Linked DNA regions of Homo sapiens: region 1 is linked to region 2. The links are chromatin loops, found by intact Hi-C in ENCODE. Cell type or tissue: CD4-positive, alpha-beta T cell. All regions are shown on one strand.

The links. Peaks named below come from ENCODE experiments on the same cell type or tissue, not always from the same donor. Only the 100,000 strongest peaks of a DNase experiment are listed, where the experiment ranks them.
Region 1: it touches region 2 in a loop (2.1-fold over the local background); 5 of 110 quality-filtered maps call a loop at or near these places.

Annotation. Positions count from the first base shown.
Region 1 is chr18:49,456,354-49,464,353 of GRCh38, reverse strand. It overlaps DYM (dymeclin), which reads left to right and starts at 3,709. Exons shown (of 18, transcript NM_001353214.3): 1 at 3,709-3,956. RefSeq lists a silencer at 3,731-4,310. In CD4-positive, alpha-beta T cell, no CTCF peak of the experiment used is centred here; DNase peaks (open chromatin) are centred at 3,603 and 4,183; H3K4me3 peaks cover 1,970 bases; H3K27ac peaks cover 467 bases.
Region 2 is chr18:48,936,264-48,944,263 of GRCh38, reverse strand. SMAD7 (SMAD family member 7) reads left to right here. Exons shown (of 4, transcript NM_005904.4): 3 at 1,709-1,783. Among named protein-coding and RNA genes, the nearest start is that of SMAD7, 11 kb to the left of the region's middle. RefSeq lists enhancers at 1,172-2,371, 1,856-2,813. In CD4-positive, alpha-beta T cell, no CTCF peak of the experiment used is centred here; DNase peaks (open chromatin) are centred at 3,343, 4,365, 6,563 and 6,873; H3K4me3 peaks cover 1,518 bases; H3K27ac peaks cover 639 bases.

The sequences.
Region 1 (8,000 bases), 520 kb before region 2:
ACACATGAAGTCTGTTTGCAGTCCAGACCTTGCAAACTTGTAGTTATAGAAACCTCAGAGGCCTACCAGGGCTTGAAGGATATTTGGCTCCACTTTACATCTCCATTCTTCTTTTCCTCCTGTTTTTAATGTAACCTGTAATCCTAGCAATTTGGGAGGCTGAGGCAGGTGGATCACCTGAGGTCAGGAGTTCAAGATCAGCCTGGCCAACATGGTGAAACTCCGTCTCTACTAAAAATATAAAAATTAGCTGGGCTAATTTTTAATTAGTGTGGTGGCCCGCGCCTTTATTCCCAGCTACTCAGGAGGCTGAGGCAGGAGAATTGCTTGAACCTGGAAGGCGGAGATTGCAGTGAGCTGAGATTGTGCCATTGCACTCCAGCCTTGGCAACAAGAGTGAAACTCCGTCTCAAAAAAAAAAAGTATTCTGTCCACCACGTGGAATAATGTAATATTTAGTAATAAGAACAGCTGCAAGGTGTAGAGAGTTACCGTATATCCATCACCCAGCTTTCCTTAACGTTAACATTTTATATAACCACAGCATCATTTTGTCAAAACTAGATAATCAGCATTGGTACAATACTGTTAACTAAACTCTAAACTTCATTTAGGTTTCATCAGGCTTTCCACTATTGCCTTTTTCAATTCCAGGATGCAGTCCAGGATATCCTATTGGATTTAGTGGAAGGATTTCATACATTTTCTATTGCTGTTCCTGCACTAACTAGACACTGAAGTTGTCAAGTCAGCCAAAGTTATCATAATACTTTTTTTTTTTTTTTTTTTTTGAGATGCAGTCTCACTCTGTCACCCAGGCTGGAGTGCAGTGGGGCGATCTTAGCTCACTGCACCCTCTGCCTCCCAGGTTCAAGCAATTCTCCTGCCTCAGCCTCCTGAGTAGCTGGGACTGCAGGCCTGCACCACCACAACTGGCTAATTTTTTTTTTTTTTTTTTTTGGATTTTTAGTAGAGACGGGGTTTCACCATGTTGGCCAGGCTGATCTTGAACTCCGGAACTCAGGTGATCCGCCCACCTCGGCCTCCCAAAGTGCTGGGATTTACAGGCTTGAGCTACCACGCCCGGCCATCATACTTCTGCAGGCAGTTTTGAAAGTTGGTGTCCAAGGATAATAATTTGCACATTACATGTACAAAAAAGGTGCATAAGGACTGCTACTCTAACTCAACACTTCCTACGTAGTAAAAAATATTCCTAATCTTATCTTCCGATTTATGATATTTGCCTAGCAACATTATAACATTTGCCTAGGAACACAGGCAAGACTGTTTATTTCAAGTCATCCAAAAATGACCAAAGGGAGACGATGTAAAATTTCACTAATAGGATCCCCTTGAAATAAAATATTTTGCTTCTTAGGTCTATAAAGCCAGTTTTGAGGAGATGCTCACAACTGTTGCTGAGTCAGTCTGGGGAAAGTAGACTGTGTGCCAGGCAATATTAAAAAATATTTTGAGTTAGGTTTTCATGCCTGAGTCTCTTTTTTTATTTTTTATTTTTTTGAGACAGAGTCTGGCTCTGTCACCCAGGCTGGAGTACAGGGGTATGATCTCGGCTCGTGGCAACCTCCACCGTCTGGGTTCAAGTGATTCTCCTGCATCAGCCTCCTGAGTAGTTGGGGCTACAGGCGCATGCCTGGCTAATTTTGTATTTTTCGTAGAGACGGGGTTTCGCCATGATGGGCAGGCTGGTCTCAAACTGCTGACCTCAGGTGATCTGCCTGCTTCGGCCTCCCAAAGTGTTGGGATCACAGGCATGAGTCACCACGCCCAGCCCTGAGTCTCTTTTTGCTGTAATTTTAAAATAAAATTGTACATGTACTTCATATTCCTTGCAGAAAAATTAGAAAACATAGGGAAAAACTAATTTTAACCACACAGGATCTCATTACCCAAAGTTGCAATATTGTTAATATTATTTGTCTTTTTTCCAACAGCACATATACATAGGTATTATAAATATTATAGTAAACATATATTACATATGTTATATTAATATATCATTTAATATATTAATATAAATATTATATTAAGTGGCAAAACCACAATTAGTTTTGCACCAACCTAATATAATTCACTTATGAAAATTTGATACTATATATGTTTCCACTCAGTGTATCATGAAAATGTTTTCAAATAAATATGCATCCATAGCATTCTTTACAATGACTGCATAGTAGTGTCTATGGCTTTTTAGTTAGGTAGTTTGGGGTTTTTTTTTTTTTTTGAGACAGTGTCTCGTTCTGTTGCCCAGGGTAGAGTGCAATGGTGAGATTATGGCTCCCTGAAGCCTCAACCTCCCGGGCTCAAGCGATTTTCCCACATCAGCCTCCCGAGTAGCCGGGACCGAGGGTGTGCCAACCACTCCCAGCTAATTTTTGTATTTTTTGTTGAGACAGTGTATCGCTATGTTGCTCAGGCTGGTCCTTCCGAACTCCTGGGCTCAAGTGATCCTCCCACCTTAGCCTCCCAAAGTATTGGGATTACAGGCATAAGCCACAGGGCCCAGTCTACTTTGGGTTTTAATATGTTTTCCTGTCATAATTCTGCAAGCTCAGTGAATTTACTGGCAGTCTATGCTAGAAAAGAATACCTAATATTTGTATAGTACTTTACAGAGTACACTGGCACATATTGACTATATAATGGGAATAACGGTGCTATCTGTTCCATAGGGTCATTTTGCGAAATAATAGTGCATGGCAAATAGAAAATAATCCATAATGTGAATTGTTATTACTACAGTCATGTCAACATTTCCTGTAATGGCAGAATCATCATCATGCATATATTTTAGGTGAGGAAACTGGCTGAGAGAGGTGAAGTAATTGCTCAAAGACGTCAGTGTGGAAACCTCAGCTCATTTGACTTCAAATTCCATAGTTTTGGCACTATCTCATATTGCTACTCTTTCCCGTGGGACCTGTCCTTTCCGACAACTTTGCAGGCAGGGCTAGCCCTGCCAGCTGCCTCCATCAAAAATTATTTTGCTATTTCTCAATTCTCCAGAATCCCACACAATATTGCTTGACTTTGGGATGGTTATTCAGCTGCAATTAACAGAGGCCTTAATAAGGTTAAGCCGCCAGAACGAGCGGTGTAGCATGAGCGAGGACTCTAGCACCTGGCAGGTGAGGTTGACTCTAGCACCCGGCAGGTGAGGTTTTTGCGCTTCTCTCTCTCTCTCTTTTTTTTTTTTTGAGAAGAGTCGAGCTCTGTCGCAAGGCTGGAGTGCAGTGGCCCGATCTCGACTCACTGCAATCTCCGCCTCTCGGGTTCAAACGATTCTCCTGCCTCAGACAGCTACTTTTTGACTCACTGCAATCTCCGCCTCTCGGGTTCAAACGATTATCCTGTCTCAAACAGCTACTTTTTGTATTTTTAGTGGAGACGGGGTTTCACCATGCTGGCCAGGATGGTCTCGATCTCCTGACCTCGTGATCCGTCCACCTCGGCCTCCTAAAGTGCTGGGATTACAGGCGTGAGCCACCGCGCACGGCTGTTTTTGCGCTTCTCGATTTCGCCACGTGGCTTTGCGGTAGCCCAGGAGGTACTAGGAGGGCGGAGGCACGAATAACACCCAAAGGACTACAGTTTCCAGAAGCCCGCGCGCGCCGCGTGCCACGTGACCACCTGGCTGGCGCGCGCGCCTGGGGGTCTGGTCCCTAGCCGCGTTCTCGGTCGCTTCCCTCTTCTCTCGCCGCCTCCTGGCCTCCGCACCGACGCGGCCCGGGCTGGAGCCGAGCCGGGGCCGAGCTGCAGGCCGGACCGGAGCCGGATCTGTACCCGCTGAGACGTGGAAACATGGAGGCCTGAGCCGGTGTGCGCCACCTGGGCTGCGGCGGCGACAGCGACTTCTCCTGACCCCTCTGCCACCCTCCCATCCGTCCGCGGGTCCGTGGAGCTGGAGCAGATCCCCCAGCCGGCTGAGACAGGTGGGCTGTAGCGCCGCCCCCCTCAGCGCGGCCGGGCCCGAAAGCCTGGCTGTCCCCGGCCTCCTGTCAGAGGGGGTCAGGGGCCACCCTCCGCAACCCGGCCAGCGCCCCGGGGCGGCGGCGAAGGGACCCTCCCTTCCCTGCCCGCGGGCGCCTGGGCCACCCGGAGGGGCTGTGCTGACAGCGGACGGACCTCTGTCCGAGTCCGCTGTTGGGAGTTGGGGGATACCGAAGGCCAAGTCGGTGCTTCCGGAGATGGGGCGGTGTTGGTCTGACAAATGGGCGTGTGATGGGCAGGGTGAGCAATAGCTGTTGGGTTTTTCTTTCTTCTTTTTACATTCATAGTTTATCGAGGTATAACTAACATATCAGAAAATTAACCCTTTAAAAGTACAACTCAGTGGTTTTTAGTATATTCACAGGGTTGAGCAGCCATCACCACCCTTAACTCCAGAGCATTTTTAATCACCGCCCCCCCCGCCCCAAAGAAGCTCGTACCCATTAGCAGTCACTCCTCCTTCTCTCCCCTACACTATTGATCTACTTTCAGTCGCCGTGGATTTGCCTGAGCAATTGTGTTTTGACTGAAAAGTGAAAGGGTGGGTGTTTGTGAACTGGGGGCAGTAGTGGGGTTTGAGGGTATTGGTGTGGTAAAGCTGATTGGATAAAGCTGTTCTCTACTGAACAGGGGTAGAGAAGTGATGGGATGATTGTAATCGGCCAGCAAAGCGGGTACCCAGGATAGACTGATTAGGGGGCACAGATGGAGTGAGTTCCTTGAAAGAGGAGAGGGGAAGTTGGAGAGAGGGGTGTGTAGAGCAAGGGTGATGTGCTGAAGGATGAAAACCTGGAGGGTGGAGGCCGTGGAGAGGAATGTAGCGTCCACCAGAGGAACTCAGGTGCTTAGGCTGATGAGTTGAGGGCTCAAGAGAAGAACGAGGTGGAAGGGAAGAGAATCTATAGGAATGGGTGAATGGTTGTTGCAGAGGATGAAATTTATGAATATATGGATTTCTGGAGTGATTATCCTGCTTTGAAGTTTTATTTTAGATAATCCTCTCAGCAACTTGGAGATAGACCGGACAAGTATGAATATTCCCATTCTGTAAATGAAGAACTAGTCTTTTAGAGGTTAGGTGTCTGCCTTAAGCTCATAAACTGAGTACATAGGGCAAAATGAGTTGGAATAATTGATGAAACTATCAGTCGCAAGTGGATTAAATGGCAGAGAACTGAGTTGGGGCAATGTTAATAGGAAGGAGATTCAGCTATTAAGAAGTCTGTGTTGTTACGACATATAGGTCAAGGAGTTTTTATGTTTTTGCACCTTTTAACCATAGAAAAGTTCACACAGTGAAATAATAAAGGGTACTCCCATGTACCCATTACCCAGCTTCAGCAGTTAACTCATGCCAATTTAATTTCATCTATGTCCCTATGCATTCCTATCCCCACTCACAATTATTTTAAAGCAAATCATAGACATTCAATTTCATCTGTAAATATTTCAATATATATCTGTAGAAGATTGAATTGCTTTTTTTTGTTGGTGGTGGTGGGAGGCAGAGTCTCGCTCTGTCATTCAGGCTGGAGTACAGTGGCGTGATCCCGGCTCACGGCAACGTCTGCCTCCTGGGTTCAAGCAATTCTCCTGCCTCAGCCTCCTGAGTAGCTGGGATTACAGGCACGTGCTACCATGCCTGGCTAATTTTTTGTATTTTTAGTAGAGACGGGGGTCTCATCATGTTGCTCAGGCTGGTCACGAACTCCTGAGTTCAGGCATTTCACCCACCTCAGCCTCTGAAAGTGCTGGGATTACAGGGGTGAGCCACTGCACCTGGCCTGCTCTTTTTAATAGGCCCAGAATACCATTATCACACATAAAAATTAATAGTTTTTAATATCTAGAAAGATTTACTGTACTTTAAAAAAGTGTGGTAATCCATTTGATACAAAGAGGATAAACAGTGCAAACGCTTTTATGTTTGACTCTGAAAAATGTGGCATAATTATCTCCTGATTTTTCCATTAGATCCTGCCATCCTGATTGTTCCTTTTTTTTTTATTAATATGGCTCATTTTTCTACAGAAAGTTTGAAGAATTGTCACTTTGGTAGGCTTTTTAATGAATGGAGGGCAGGAGAGAAATAGAAGTGAAATATGTTACAACATGTACAAATGGCTCTTTCTTATATTGCTCCAAATATTTGGGCAATTTGGTTATGCTTTTCTAGATAATTTCACATATTATTAGAAGTTGTTTAATGTTATGTATCAGTTTTCTATGATTGCTGTAACATGTTACCACAAATTTAGTGGCTTAAAACAATGCATTTATTATTTTACAGTTCTGTAGGTTAGAAGTCAAAGTGGGTCTCACTGGCTGTCAACAAGGCTGTGTTCTTCTCTGGAGGTTTCTAGGGGGCATCTATGCCTCTTCCAGCTTCTAGAGGCTGCCACTTTCCTTGGCTTGTGGCGTACCTCCTCTGTCTTCAAAGCCACCAGTGTTGCATCTCTCTGATCATACTTCCATCCTCAAGTCTCTGACCACAAGTGGGAAAGGTTCTCTGCTTTTAAGGACCCATGTAATTAAATCAGGCCCACTTAGCTAATTCAGGATAAATCCCCCCTCGAGGTTCTTAATTTAATCACGCCTGCAAAGTCTCTTTTCCCAGCAACATAATCAGAGCTTCCATGGATTAGTATGTGGACATCTTTGGAGGCTATTATTCTACCTACCACAGTGTATTTTGGAATATTTTGCCGAGACTTAAGAAAGTAGGTGATTTCTTTTGCTGCTGTACATGCAACGAGAGGGCCGTCTTTTACTTAGGATTGTAGATAATGGGAATGGTTAGATCTAGAGAAGACTGTTCATTTTTCCTTTTAGTGAAATATGGGAAATACCTGTGACACTTGTAGTATAGGCTTTGGTAAAATGAGACCTTTAAAAATGATTTAAGTATAAAAGCAATACAGCTCCATGTAAAGTTTTTCTATATTTCGTTTTGGTCTCTTTTTCATATTCATGTCTTAAAACATAGTATATATGTGTAATCAGAGGGCTAACCTGATACTTGACACAGGACACGCTGGGGGCAATGATGGTTCCCATGCCCAGGATGAGAAGGCAGGGACTCTCTGTCCAAGTGGGAGATAAAGGCACCCCCATTTCAGCAGCAAAAGAAGACTCCTAATGAAAGTGAGAGAATATCTTCAGGCAGAATGAACTACTGTGAGATTTGGACTTGAAGCAGCCTCTTCTCAGGTTCTTCTGTGACTCAGCTGGGAATGGTAGAGTGCTGTGAGCCTAGAAGAGCAGAGTGATAAGATGCCCATTGCTGCTTTTCCTTTCTTCGGACAGAGAGAGGACTAATCTTAAAGATTGAAAGGATTTCTGGGAGTCCTCCAGTTTGGTATCCTGTTTCCTAGTGGGTTTCACTTTCCTACTTAGCTGTCAAAGTCCTTACTGTCTCTAGGTGTGAAGGTTCTGGCTTTCTGGTGGTGGTGCACCATTTATCAGGAAATGTGATGGGACTTATTAAATATCTGCTCTTGCCTTTAAGCATTTTTTTTTCTAGTAAGGTTTTTAGCAGAGCTTTATGCTTTGAACTTTGCTTGTAAACAGTTTGTAAGTTATCCTCACATTACTTAATTCTAGACAAAATGAACTAGTGGGGCTGGGAACAACTTTACATATAGGTCTTATTTAGTAAAAGTTTTTGTTTTTTTCATTTCTTAAGGAAGTTTGGTTAGTGATTTTGGTATCTTCTCTGATTTTTATCACATTCTTTAAAAATGCAGGCAATGAAAGTGGCTGAAACTTTCCAATAAGGACATTGGAATAATTATTTTTAAAAAGCTTATCTTTTCTTTTATTGCTCAGTCTTTTGGGCATTTAAAACCTTTTGTCCATCATATGATCGATGACAAATTTCTTTGTTAGGTTGAGTCAGTCACTGAATCTTGACAATTATTCCTTCAAAATATGTCATGCAACCCTCCACCCAGAATACTTTGAAAACCCTACCTGTATCAGTTAGG
Region 2 (8,000 bases):
TGTGGATAAGTCATTATGTTTAATGTGGGGGTGTCTTCCATCTGGGAGGAGTGGGTGGAGGAGAGGGTTGAGAAGCCTATCTCTAGAAAATGATGAAGGCCATCAAAATGGTTTAGAAAGTGCAGGGTATACACCATTTAACAAGTAACTCCATTTCCTGCCTGCCTCTATTGTTTTCTGTTTGATTAAGTGTATCCTGTAAAACTGTATATTCCTGTTAGGAATTAGACTTTACCCTGATAAAATGAGATTACACACACAGTCTTCTTTCCCCCTACCCACCGCAGCCACCTCACCCCCACGCCTGCCTCCACTTCTGCCCCTCGCCCGCTTAGGAGAGTTCTTGAAAAGTTGTCCTTCCAGCCTTGAGAATGTGGGAGAGGGAGTGACCCTGAGTTAGAGAGAGAAACTTAGCATTAAGAGGGCAGACAGCAGAAACCCAGAGATGGTTTGGGGCTATGTGTAGGCCACTAAAGGATTCCCATGGGCTACTTGCCCGTCTGCTCTTTTTTTTTGGCTTTCCTATTTGCCAGCATGGCCAAGTGGTTCCAACTGGAAACCCACAGGGACATTGTCCTGGTGGCCTGGGGTAGGAGGCCTGGTGTCTGCACGATCCAACCTGTTGTGTTTGCTGCGGACCTGGGCAGCACCTTTCCTTAGCCGGGCTCTCCGCTAGGACTTCAGGGAGTTTGGCGCTGCCAGTGGTGCATGACAAGCTTACAGGGTCTTGTGTATTTGTGTTTCATGGGACTAATGAGTTGTGGTTCATGGACATTAGGTTTTGCTTTAATTGCTTGGAGGGCGGTTGTGGAGACTGTTTCTCAGCTGGAATTGTCATTATCCTCATTAACGGTGAGGTCACTGTGCAGAGTACCTGAGGGTGACAGAAGTTGAAGAGAAGTCTAGTTAAGGGCAGATGCAATCTAAAGGTAAAAATCAGTGAGGAAACTCCGAGTGTTGGGTGCCAAATGTTTTATAGGAACTGAGGGCAGAGAGCCTTAGCAGGTCTGGGGTTGCCTGGGAAGGTTTCCAGAGATGAGGGGTTTGGACTAGCCTGGGAGAGGTAGAACATTTCCCCTCCGGCTCGGAGCCTTGCTGAGAATGTTCTCTGTCTTGATCTGGTGGTGGTTACACAGATGTATACATGAGTAACATTCATTGCGTCTACTTGGGATTTTGTATACTTTGCTCTACTTAAGTTAGTCCTCAATTAAAAAAGGGGAAAGAAGTCCCGGCAGCCCAACATCAATCTTGAGAATGTTTTCAAGAACTGGGAAACCTGTCTTTAAAAGGATGAAGGCAGAGAGGACATGGGCTCCAAGGAGAGAGCCTTCTGCCCTTGATGAGGGATGACAGAGCAACCAGGGTTGAGAAAGTCCAACCCAAACCTCCTTTGACCTTGGGAACCACCTGGTATCCGTAATGGGGGACTGGTAATGCAAGAGAAATTCCAGCCAGTCTCATTGAGCCTGACTCGAGTAATGATTAACTGGCTGCCCGGAGCCCAGACGGGTGACAAGGTGCTGTGGTCTGTCTTACGATGGGCAGTGAAGCCTGAGCAGACCATTAATAATCAGCATCAAGGCCGCGAGTCAGCCTTTTGGAATGTGTGGTTTGTCTTTCATGCTGTTTAGAGCGTGCTTAAAGATGGATCTTGGTGTTTTTATTTGTGTATTTATTTCTTTCTCTCCCCTTTTCAAATCCACAGCAGACTGTCCAGATGCTGTGCCTTCCTCCGCTGAAACAGGGGGAACGAATTATCTGGCCCCTGGGGGGCTTTCAGGTAAGATGCTTTCTCTTATTTTCCTGGCAATTCCAACCTTTTTTGAAATTGCTAAAGACTGGAGGAATGGGGGTGGCCTTCTGCCACCCCAGCTGGTCTGGACTTCATTCTCATTTTTATATGCCTTAAGTTGGATGCATCGGTGGTGACATTGTGGTGCCCTTCAGCTCCTCATCCTGCAGTCCTTTACGCTCTGGACACTGGATCCGTTCCGTGGACGGGGAGACAAGAGCGAGCTGGGGATTGCTTTGGTGTGTGAAGTGTTGCCCGGTTATTTTTAAGCAGCTCCTGGCTTGGGGGGCTTCAGCTTGGTGACTTTGGTGTCATTAACTCATGCATTTGAGCTCTTTTTTTGCTTTTGCTCTTTGCGCATGGGGGATGTAAAGGGAATGGACCCACCTTTAGGGAACTTGTTGAAGACAGATCCCAAGCATACGATGGGATTTCAGAGTAGATCTGAGGCTTCCCTCCCAAGTTCTGATTCCCAGCCCAGCCTGCTGCAGGATTTTGCAGCACATGTCTGGGGCTGGGAGCACCAGGGTGGGAGCACTGCCAACAGTAGGAGCTGTAATTGTTCCCTAGCGGGGCAGGTTTTCCTCAGGGCTCACAGGTATGCGTGAAGGCCTGGAATGCCAGTGCTGGGGGGTCACGGGGCTGGCTGACAGGCACGGGGTAGCCAGAGCATTGTTGTTCCTGAGGATGCGAAAAGAGGGCAGTACTTAGAGAAACTCACTGGTTATGTACATGGGACGCATTTCATGTTGTTCTGAAGAAATCCTATTTCTACCTGTTTTTCCATCCCCACCATGTCATCACTAGATTTTCTAAGAACTGGCTGAAGCAAGAGGGAAAACGACCTTAAAAACAGAAATTCCAGCAGAGTTTTGGGCATTTGGCATTTCCTTGCCTGTAGGATCACGTGGTAGCAGCTCGAATAGAAGCTGTGCCCTGTTGTGGTGTATCCTCTTGTGTGAGGGGCACCCTTTTTTGTGGGGTACCTGCTCTGACTACTTGGTGGTGTGTCTTCCATGGCTGGCTCAGGCAAAGTTCATTCCCGGACGGCTCCCTCCCCGGCTCTCCTCTTCAGGAACTGAGCTTGCTGAGAACGTCTTTAGGGAGACCCTTGTTTGTTTTCATTTCAATGCAATATATACTCTGTTATCTGAGACTGAGGGTATTGTTTACTCAAAGCTTCTAATGAGAATTGAGCAGGAAAAAGAGGGACCTAGAGAAGGGAGGGGGCTTCAGGCAGTACGGTGGGAGTGGACAGAGGAGTTGAGGAGGGAGAAAAGGCAGCAGTGTGTGAACTGCATCTTTTCTGCTTTCTAAGGCTGAGAGAGTTCTTGAAAGAAAGAAGGCCAATGAGAGGAAAGGGTCTCAGCAGAATAACACGCTCAGGATGTTGTTAGATGGTTTTATTTTTTAAACCCTGAATGTGCAGGGAGGAGCCCCGGCCCCTCCAAACCACATGAAATAAGCAAGGGAAGTGGCAGCTTTTGAAAGGGTCCTTTCGGAAGGTTTGTCTTCTTGATAACATCTTGTCTGTCTCCCCTGCCGGAGGAAATGACGACACCAGGCTGAGATACCAGCCTGAGTGCCTCCTCACCCGCCCGTGCCATGTGACCTGTGAAGCCCTCAGGAGATGGGTGGGCTTTTTTTTTTTTTTCTTTTTTGACAAAGTCTCGCTCTGTCGCCCAGGCTGGAGTGCAGTGGCGCGATTTCGGCTCACACAGACGGAGTCTCGCTCTGTCACCAGGCTGGAGTGCAGTGGCCCGATTTCGGCTCACTGCAACCTCCACCTCCCAGGTTCAAGCAATTCTCCTGCCTCAGCCTCCCAAGTAGCTGGGATTACAGGCATCCACCACTGTGCCCAGCTAATTTTTTGTATTTTTAGTAGAGATGGGGTTTCGCCATGTTGGCCAGGCTGGTCTTGAACTCCTGACCTCGGATGATCCACCCACCCTTTCCTCCCCAAGTGCTGAGATTACAGGTGTGAGCCACTGCGCCTGGCCGATGGGTGGGCTTTTTTTCCCCAAAGCTCTTCCAGTCCTAGAAAGAAACTGGGGGTAAAACAATCATTAACTCCTTCCCCTCACCCCTCCAGGTAATTGTAGACACAGATATTAATAAGGAGCTGCCAGGAAGAAGCAGTGACTCTCTGAAGGGCAGTGTGGCTTCAGAAGACTGCAGAGAGAAGAGGGGGCCTTCCACATGGCAAGAGCATTTGTTTTGAATTTCAGCTCTTGATTTACTAATTCCAAAGGCTTCAAAGTTTGAGCTCCTTCTTCTTTCCGTTCAGAGTTGGTGCAGTGTATTCATAATGGGCCATGGTGGGGAGGGTACACTGTTTTGGGGGTTGATGTCACCGGCTTGGGGGCGTCTGGAGGGGAGGTGATGGGCACGGAGAAAACCTAGGGCTGTCCTCTTTGTAGCGAGAATGCCTTCCAAAAGGGAACTTTATTGGCCCCTGTCCAGGGCAGAGAGTTTTGTAAATGGAGAAAGCCCAAACCTCCTCCTTTTCAAGAAGTTGATCGTTCCATGGGGGGTGGCCTGGGTGTGTCTGCCTTGCTGTGGATGAGGCCAGTGACTGGATGTGGCAGGGCTGGATGGGGGAAGGGGCATAGCAGACACTGAGGTTGGGGGGTGGGAGCCTGGCAGCAAGGTGGGGAGCAGTGAAAACTGAGGAGTTTCTCCCTCCTCCTCCTTGAAATAACCTCTCTGAGCCTCTTTCACAGGCCCTGTGTGCTGTTTTCCTTCCTGTCCTGCCCTGGCTGAGAGCGGGCTTAATGAATGGGGCTCAGTTTAGGGTGGGAGGAAGGTCGGCAGCAGGAGCCAGGGCTTGATTCTCTTGGCAAGGGAAGAAGGGAAAGAAAAAACAGCCGAATGTGAAAATGTGGTGCCTCGGAGGTGGGGGTGGGGTGTGCTCAAAGGCCGGTCCTCTCCTGAAATGCAGGGGTGACTCCAAGGCTGGCCCTTCCCTTTCCTGCGCCCTTGCAAACTGCCCGGGAGGAAGGGGAGTGGGCGGGTAGGAGCCCGGGGGCGGGGCTGCTGGCTGCAGGTTGGAATTCCAGCATTGCAGCTTTGTTTTGGGGGGGTGTGGGGGGGTGGGTAGACGACAGGCCTGGTCGTTAGGGACTTGCAGTGAAACACACCCCACCCTTGCAAGTTTCCTCGGTCTGGGAAAATGGGACATTTTTAGAAGGCAGTGACTTGCTTCCAGGAGATTGTACTTTCATTTTTGACAGCTGGCTCTCTGAGACAGATGGATTGCTGGGTGCAAGCTTGTGTGTGTATGCGTGTGTGTGTGTTGTGGGGGTGGGTGTGTGGGTGGGTGGGTTTTGCCGCAGACGTACAGATAGACAATCCCGTGCGCAAACACATGAGAGCGTGCGGATGCCCACAGGCAGGCTCTGGGATAGGGTGGGTCCCTGTCGCTGGGGTGGGTTGATGTCAGGGCGGCCTCTCCAAGAGGTTGTGGACTTGTGGGGTGGAGTTTGTGGATTGATTCTGCTTTGTGATTTGGCAGTCTGTGCCTGACTCTCTGGGATGGGTGTCTTTTGAAAGGCATGCAACTCCAGAACAGGTCCTTGCTGCTGCTTGGACATGGATGTGTCATGGCTCAGGAAGATCACCTGGGAGAGGTCTGATGTAGCTGGGAAGCCTCTAGGCTCAGCTCCGTCGTGGAGATGGAAAGGATTTGCTCCCAGAGCTTTCCGGGGATCACTGGGAATGCAGAGCATGTGTTGGAAGCTATCATCTTTGCAGCCTCCATCTGGAGTTTCTGTCTGGGGGCTTTCATTTTGCCTGTCTGCTGTCCTGGTTTGAGTGGGTTGAGGGAGCAGCATCTCCCTTGTGAGTTGTAGGTTATTCAGCTGCAGACTCATCTTCTAGCCTCCTCCTTTATATATGAATGTCTGGAGCTGGCTGGGCCTCAGCCATATGGACCTGCCCAGTTAGGGTAGGGATTGGAAGCCAGCAACCACTTGTAGTTATTTAAACTTCAAAAGAAGTGCTCCCATGGATCTCAAGGAGGGAGGTAGGAGGCAGTGGAGACAGAAGTGCTCACGTGTCCTGGGAAACTCCATCTCTTGGCTGTGCGAAGTCATGCTTGTTGGAGAGACCCGGCACCATGCCTCCAACCCAAGGGTGGCCAACTCTTTGCTTGAGATTCATATGTGGCTACTAGTCCCCAAGTCTGGGGGATGGGAGCGTCCTTGAGTCAGTATCCATTCAGCATCCAAGGATGTTTCTGTCTCCTTCTCTTTGATCCTTGCTGGCATCTGTCATAGTCTCAGAGGAGAGCCTTCAAAAATACCTATATAATCTGAAAATGCACCCCTGGCTCAGTCCACAGTTGACTTGGGCTCAAACCAAGTAGCTTAGGAAACATTGCTCCATCCTGTTTTAAGGAAAGTTAATCAGCTGCACGTGAACAATTATTCATTGTCTGGCTTGGAATTGTGATCATGAACTGGGAACCTGGGCCTGGGCGCCTGTTGCTCTGCTTTTAAATTAAGTCACCTCCCCCTGCCTGGCTACAAAACAGCTCATGGTTTCACTGAGGTCTCTAATGCCATTGTGGAGTGAGGGCAGGGGGCACAGGTTGAGCTCACAGGCATGTGGGCCTTTCATCCAAATGCTCATGAGCGTGGACTTTGGGGGACTCAGGTGGACAGGTGCTTGTGACCATGAGCAAGCTCCTTCCTTCCCATCCCCTTAGTACCCTGCAGGCCACTGTGAGAAATGACGGCCTAGAACTCAGGGGACACCTTCTGCCTCTCCTTAAACACCTGCCAACAGGATGAGTCAGGGCTGGGGCGGGCTCACCTGGTGCACACCCACACCCTGGTGAAGACCAGTCCTGGACCCCGCCTCTTCTGCAGTGCCCCAGGTCATGCACTTCCCCCTGGAGAAGGGCTTACTGATAAAACCCCTTTTGTCCTGGAAAGAATGAGGCAGTCCGGCAGGGGTTAAATACAGGGTGACAGCATTTAAAATCTCTGGAGCAAATTTGGGCTGCTCTGCCGGCCAGACAAGATGGTCTGCTGCCGCCTCACGCATCCTGTCCCCAGGCTGAACTGGGCCAGCAAAGGGAGAGGGCCAGGTGAAGGCCAGGCTTTGGGTGGTGTCACTTTTGGTGACACTGTAGCATGCTGATTGCCCCTCACTTCCTACACACACACACACACACACACACACACACACACACACACACATGCCTTTACTTAGCAAAGCCTGACTGTAGCTGCGTAGACTTGTACACCTATGGGACCTCCGTGGCAAGCTCAGAGCCGGTGGAGCAGTGAAAAGGGAGGAAATGCCGAAGAATTCATGATCAAGTTTGGCTTCCTTTGCTTCTTTTTAAAATTTTTTAATGTTTTAATTTTTTTTTTTTTTAATTCGAGATGGAGTTTTGCTCTGTCGCCCAGGCTGGAGTGCAATGGCAGGATCTCGAGTCACTGCAACCTCTGCCTCCTGGATTCAAGGGACTCTCCTGCCTCAGCCTCTGAGTAGTTGGATTGCAGGCGTGCACCACCACGCCCGGCTAATTTGTGTACTTTTTTGTAGAGAGAGGGTTTTGCCATGTTGGTCAGGCTGGTCTTGAACTCCTGACCTCAGGTGATCCGCCCGCCTTGGCCTCCCAAAGTGCTGGGATTCCAGGCATGAGCCACTGCGCCCGGCCTCTTTGCTCCTTTATTATTGTTGTTACTGTGTCATAATTCCTTGCAGAATTATGATGGCCAGGCTGGTCTTTACTTCCTTCGGTCCAGGCCTTGAACTCGGAGCAGCACTCTCAAAGCAGTTGTCTTCACCTGGCAGAAGAAAAAAAAGGTGTAAAGTGCTGGTTCCTGGACTTGCTCGCACACTAAAATCCCTCGGGATTCAGCTTCCCAGATAACTTTCTTGCTTCTTTGTAGAGACATTTGAGAGAAAACTATTATTAACTATACATGGTCCACTGTTTTGCTTTGCTGTCATGAATGGGATTGTAAAAGGGACCCATGGGACCGGGTTTCCTTTTGGGACGATGAAAATGTTCTGGAACTGTAGAGTGGTGATGGTTGCACAGTTCACCGAATGTATTCAATGCCATTGGTGGCACATTTTAAGTTATGTGTATTTTACCACAAGTTTGACCAAAAAATGGCCAGCGGTAGGTTTTAAATACATGTAGATACTTGGATAATCTATAAGGAACAGTGATTGTGGAGAGTAA